Regions from separate parts of the Homo sapiens genome. Here region 2 is linked to region 1. A link is a loop called in an ENCODE intact Hi-C map of the cell type or tissue named here. Cell type or tissue: IMR-90. All regions are shown on one strand. Links, peaks and the distances in the headings refer to the core of each region. The heading gives the core; the rest is flanking DNA.

Region 1 (2,914 bases), core at 327-2,826:
AGTCAGCAGCATGGCAGGAGCTGGGGGGAGGTCGGTGAGTACAGGGCAAACTTGAAGAAGGCAGGAAGGCATCAGACCACTCAGAACCTTACTGGTCAAGGTAAATTATACAGAATTCAACATAAAGCTTAACAGGAGACACTGAGGTTTTCAACATTTGACTTCTGTAGTAATCAGATTCGTGGCTGTGTATCTGTGTATTTAATCACCCTGGTCACAAAGTGAAGAAATAATGGACTGTGCAGGGAAGACAAAATGTTACCTCTTCCCTCTTAGGGTTTTTCGGCTGGGCCTGAGAATGGAACAGATTAACAGGAGGAAAGCATACACATGTATTTAATATAAGTTTTACATCACATGAAAGGCCCCATAATTAAAGGAAGACCTGAATATGCAGTTAGAATTCAATACTCATATACTCAGTTGGGCAAAGAGTCATACATTGTGGAAAGGTGAAAAAGGGGCTTGGGCTAGGGTTGCTGGTTGAATGGCAAAGTGACTAGGAAGGTGAGGGTTAGTTTAACAAGCTTTTTTGGTATAGATTCCTTGGCCTCAACATCATCCCCTCCTACCCTTCATGTTAAGAATGTTCTTTCTTTCTGGTATAGATAAGACATCTTTTATATGGGAGGCTTATTCCATTTTTCAAGAAGAAAAGGGGAAGGGTCAGAGTACTCTTATACCTGCTATTGTCTTTAATGACTCTAGCTCAAAATAATCCTTATGCCAAAGTGGCATATTTTGGGCGGAGGGTTGGGGGCTTATGCTGCCACCCTCCAGCAGTGTGGACAGAGTTGATGCGGAGAAAAAAGTTAGCTCAGGCAAGCAGTAGTTTAGCTGGGATAATGATGATGGTGTTAGAAATATGGGGAAAATGAGACATTTAAAAGGAAGAAAATCAAAGGACTTGGCAATTGATTAGACATGAGCAGCAATATGCAGGGGGTGGGGGGTGGTGATTAAGAGACTGCGACAGACAGACAAATAAGGAGGACCAAGTGGGAAGAAGATCAAGATTTACTTTGAGATTGGGAGTGCCTTTGGGACAGTAATCTAAACAAGAATATGCAGGGAGCAGTTGGATGTACAAGTCATGGACTCAGAAAATGGATCTGGATAAGAAGTACACCTTTGGGACATTTAGCATCACTGGAAGAATGAAAGTGCCTCCAATCCCTTGATATAGAGTTTACAATGAAAAAAGCAGAGAACATAGGATAGAGATTTAGGCAGCACACCTGCCTTGGGGGACTATAAAAGGTTGAGGGAGGCAAAATGCACTGATAAACCACCATCGGCATTAGACTAATGGCTGAGTAATTGTGTAAGTAATTGCTAGTAATAATGCTGTGGAGTACGTGCCTGGTACCACACCAAGTGCTGCTTTTTTCTTAATTCCGCTCTGATACTTGGGATGCCTCCCTGCTGCCTCGCTGCGGGGCGGGCCACTCCCCACCCAGGCAGGCCGAGGCAGAGCTCAGCGGGCATCGGATGAATTCGCCCCTTTGACCACTAGAGGGTGATGTGGATCTTTCTGTAAAATATCTGCTGCTCATCAAGTGCGGACTCAAGAGCTTCACCTGTGTTCAGCATTTGGGGACGCTCTCAGCTCTCGGCGCACGGCCCAGCTTCCTTCAAAATGTCTACTGTTCACGAAATCCTGTGCAAGCTCAGCTTGGAGGGTGATCACTCTACACCCCCAAGTGCATATGGGTCTGTCAAAGCCTACACTAACTTTGATGCTGAGCGGGATGCTTTGAACATTGAAACAGCCATCAAGACCAAAGGTGTGGATGAGGTCACCATTGTCAACATTGTGACCAACCGCGACAATGCACAGAGACAGGATATTGTCTTCTCCTACCAGAGAAGGACCAAAAAGGAACTTGCATCAGCACTGAAGTCAGCCTTATCTGGCCACCTGGAGACGGTGATTTTGGGCCTATTGAAGACACCTGCTCAGTATGACGCTTCTGAGCTAAAAGCTTCCATGAAGGGGCTAGGAACCGACGAGGACTCTCTCATTGAGATCATCTGCTCCAGAACCAACCAGGAGCTGCAGGAAATTAACAGAGTCTACAAGGAAATGTACAAGACTGATCTGGAGAAGGACATTATTTCGGACACATCTGGTGACTTCCGCAAGCTGATGGTTGCCCTGGCAAAGGGTAGAAGAGCAGAGGATGGCTCTGTCATTGATTATGAACTGATTGACCAAGATGCCCAGGATCTCTATGACGCTGGAGTGAAGAGGAAAGGAACTGATGTTCCCAAGTGGATCAGCATCATGACCGAGCGGAGCGTGCCCCACCTCCAGAAAGTATTTGATAGGTACAAGAGTTACAGCCCTTATGACATGTTGGAAAGCATCAGGAAAGAGGTTAAAGGAGACCTGGAAAATGCTTTCCTGAACCTGGTCCAGCGCATTCAGAACAAGCCCTTGTATTTTGCTGATCAGCTGTACGACTCCATGAAGGGCAAGGGGACGCGAGATAAGGTCCTGATCAGAATCATGGTCTCCCGCAGTGAAGTGGACATGTTGAAAATTAGGTCTGAATTCAAGAGAAAGTACGGCAAGTCCCTGTACTATTACATCCAGCAAGACACTAAGGGCGACTACCAGAAAGCGCTGCTGTACCTGTGTGGTGGAGACGACTGAAGCCCGACACAGCCTGAGCGTCCAGAAATGGTGCTCACCATGCTTCCAGCTAACAGGTCTACTAAACATACAAAAGTTTAGCCGGGCGTGGTGGCGCTCGCCTGTAGTCCCAGCTAGTCCGGAGGCTGAGGCAGGAGAATGGCTTGAACCCGGAAGGCAGAGGTTACAGTGAGCCGAGATCATGCCACTGCACTCCAGCCTGGGCAACAGAGCTAGACTCTGTCTCTAAATAAATAAATAAATGTAAGGGGCGCG
Region 2 (2,879 bases), core at 380-2,879, 100 kb before region 1:
GCTGAATAATATTCTATTATTTATGTATCATATTTTGTGTATCCATTCATTTGTTGATGGACACGGGTTGTCTCTGCCTTTTGGCTATAACAAATAATGCTGCAATTAACTTCGGTGTAAAAATATCTGTTCCAGACCCTGCTGCCAATTTTTTGTGTGTGAATAATGCCTAGGAGTGGAATTTCTGGTTCTCCGTGTGATTCTGTGAGGAACCACCAAATTGTTTTCCACAGCAAGTGCATCATTTTCTATTCCTAGCAGCCAGTTCACGAGGGCTCCAATTTCTCCACCTCCTTAGCAACATTTATTTTCTGTGTCGTTGTTATGAAAGCCTTACTAGTGGATGCAAAGTGGCATCTCATTTTGGTTTTGTCTTGCATTTTATTAATGAATAACAAATAATCGCTTTTGATTACTAATTCAGTCTCCTAGGTTATAGGTCTATTCAGATTTTCTCTTTTTTCTGGAGCCACTTTGGTAGTTTATGTCTTTCTAGTGATTTGTCCATTTCATCCAGGGCACCTAATTTGTTGTTGGACAGTTGTTCACAGTATACTCCTGTAATCCTTTTGTATTTCTGTAAAGTTGGTAGTAATGGCTCTGCTTTCATTTATTATTTTAATAATTAGTCTTCCATCTTTTGCTCAGTCAATATAGTGAAAGGCTTGATCTTTCAAAGAATCTATGTTTATTTATTCTACTGCTCTCCAACCTTTTATTTTATTGATTTATGCTCTAATTATGCTCTTTATTATTTCTTTCCTTCTGCTAGCTTTGGATTTAGTCTTTTTTTGTTTTCTTCCACTGCCTTTAGGTATAGAGTGCGGATATTGATTTGAGATTTTTTCTTAAAATGTAGTTGTTTATATCCATACATTTTCCTTTGAACTCTACTTTCACTGCATTCAATAAGTTTTGGTATGTTTTGTTTTTATTTTAATTTGTCTCAAGATATTTTATAATTTTGCTTGTAATTTATTTTTTCACTCACTGGTAGTTGAAGACTGTATTGTTTAATTTCCACATTTTCATGAATTTTCCAGTTTTCACTTATTTATCTGTTGTTTCTTCCATTGTGGTTGTAAATTATATTTTGTATGATTTCAAACTTTTAAAAATGATTAGGACATATTTTGTGGATGAAGATATGGCCTATCCTAGAGAAAGTTCCACATAACTTGAAAAGAATGTATATTCTGCTGTTGTTGGGATGGACTGTTCTGTATATGTGTATTAGCTCTCAGTGGCTTCTACTGTTGTTTAAGTCTTGTATTTCTCATGAAGCTTCTGTCTGGTTTTTCTATCCATTAATTAAAATGAGGTATTGAAGTGTCCAACTGTGACTATAGAACTGTGGGTTTATCCTTTCAATCCTGTTAATTATTTCAGCTTTACTGAGGTGTAATAGAGAAATAAAAATTGTACATGTGATGCGTTTATATGCACATTCTGAAATGATTACCAAAATGAAGTCAATGAACATGTTAATTACCTCACAGAATAGTTACCTTTTCGTGTGCATGCGTGGGATAAGAAAACTTAACTCTATCCCCTGTGACTGCAGAGTGGCCATTTCAGCTGCTCCAGGCTCAGGCAGAGGAAGACCAGGGCAGGTGGCACCACCAGGGGGGCCCTCAGGCCTGGCGCGCACGCATTCCAGAGGCCACCCAGACCATGCTCCGCTGCCTGGGCGCCCAAGCTGCAGTCGCCCTCTGTGTGCAGGCAGCAGCCTCTAGGCAACTCCTGGGCCCGCCCGCACTCCCCACATCTCGGAAGCAGGGCCAGATGTCCCTGTGGCTGCGGCCGAGCCAGGCGGTCTGCCCTGCAGCAGCTGCACGGGGGCGGGAACCGGCCCTCAGCCCCATCCCCGGTGGCTGCAGAGGGCCCCTGGCTAGAGGTCTCGAGCTCTGGCAGAGGAGGAGCCGGGAGGGGGCAGGGTCTGGCGGGCTCTCAGGCCAGGGGCACCCGCGATCCAGAGGCCGCCCAGGCCATGCTCCACCACCTGGGCGCCCAGCTACAGGCGCCGGGCAACTCCCAAGCTGGCTGGCGCGCCCAGCCTCGCAGAACCGGGGCTAGATGTCGCCGTGGCTGCGGCCAAGCCAGGCGGTCTGCCCGGCGGCGGCTGCACCGGGGCAGGAACCGACCCTCAGCCCCATCCCCGCGGACGGTCCCTGGAGCGGCCCCGATCTCTCTTCGGAGAAGAGGGGCGGGAGTCACGGCCAGGCGGGAAGGGATGCGCGCCTGAGATTCCGGAACGTCCCGCGCCAGCCCAGGAGAACCCGCAAGCCAGCGGCGCCTGAGCCCGAGCTGCAGTCACCCTCTGCGGGCCACGCGAGCTCGAGGGCGCCTTCCGGAGTCCGGGCTGGCGCTGAGCTGTAGGCGCGCGCCTAACCGCTTTACTGGGCTCACTCTATCGAGAGGTCGGAGGCTGCGAGTGTCGCTGCTGAAGGCTGTAGTGGACCGGGCTGGATCGCGGATTCTGAGCTACATCGCGGGTTTGGGGGTGCATCTTGGATTTAGGGGTGGATCGCTGGGTGGGGAGGGGGATCTCGAATTTGGAGCTGGGTGGGGGTGGAAAGGCCACGAGGAGCCGCGGCGTCTCAGGAGCGGGTGGTGGGCATCTGAGAAGTCGCCACCATGAGGAAGCTCCTCAGTTTTGGGAGACGCCTGGGCCAGGCGCTCCTGAGCTCCATGGACCAAGAGTATGCGGGTCGGGGGTACCACATTCGGGACTGGGAACTGCGGAAGATCCACAGGGCGGCCATCAAGGGCGACGCCGCAGAGGTGGAGCACTGCCTGACGCGCAGGTTCCGGGACTTGGACGTCCGCGACAGAAAAGACAGGTAGCGGGGGCTCAGCCCTCGGTGGGAGGGGGCCCC

What was found. A loop is a pair of places that touch in the nucleus more often than their neighbours do. Peaks named below come from ENCODE experiments on the same cell type or tissue, not always from the same donor. Only the 100,000 strongest peaks of a DNase experiment are listed, where the experiment ranks them.
Region 2: it touches region 1 in a loop (5-fold over the local background); 2 of 110 quality-filtered maps call a loop at or near these places.

The regions. Positions count from the first base shown.
Region 1 is chr9:33,622,635-33,625,548 of GRCh38, forward strand. It overlaps the pseudogene ANXA2P2. Among named protein-coding and RNA genes, the nearest start is that of PTENP1-AS, 53 kb to the right of the region's middle. RefSeq lists an enhancer at 1,433-1,932. In IMR-90, for the core only: a CTCF peak has its summit at 1,523 (motif pointing right); a DNase peak (open chromatin) is centred at 1,537.
Region 2 is chr9:33,521,853-33,524,731 of GRCh38, forward strand. It overlaps ANKRD18B (ankyrin repeat domain 18B), which reads left to right and starts at 2,399. Exons shown (of 19, transcript NM_001393611.1): 1 at 2,399-2,843. The coding sequence starts at 2,638. RefSeq lists an enhancer at 1,766-1,815. In IMR-90, for the core only: CTCF peaks have their summits at 1,646 and 2,347; a DNase peak (open chromatin) is centred at 2,359; H3K4me3 peaks cover 1,460 bases; H3K27ac peaks cover 1,336 bases.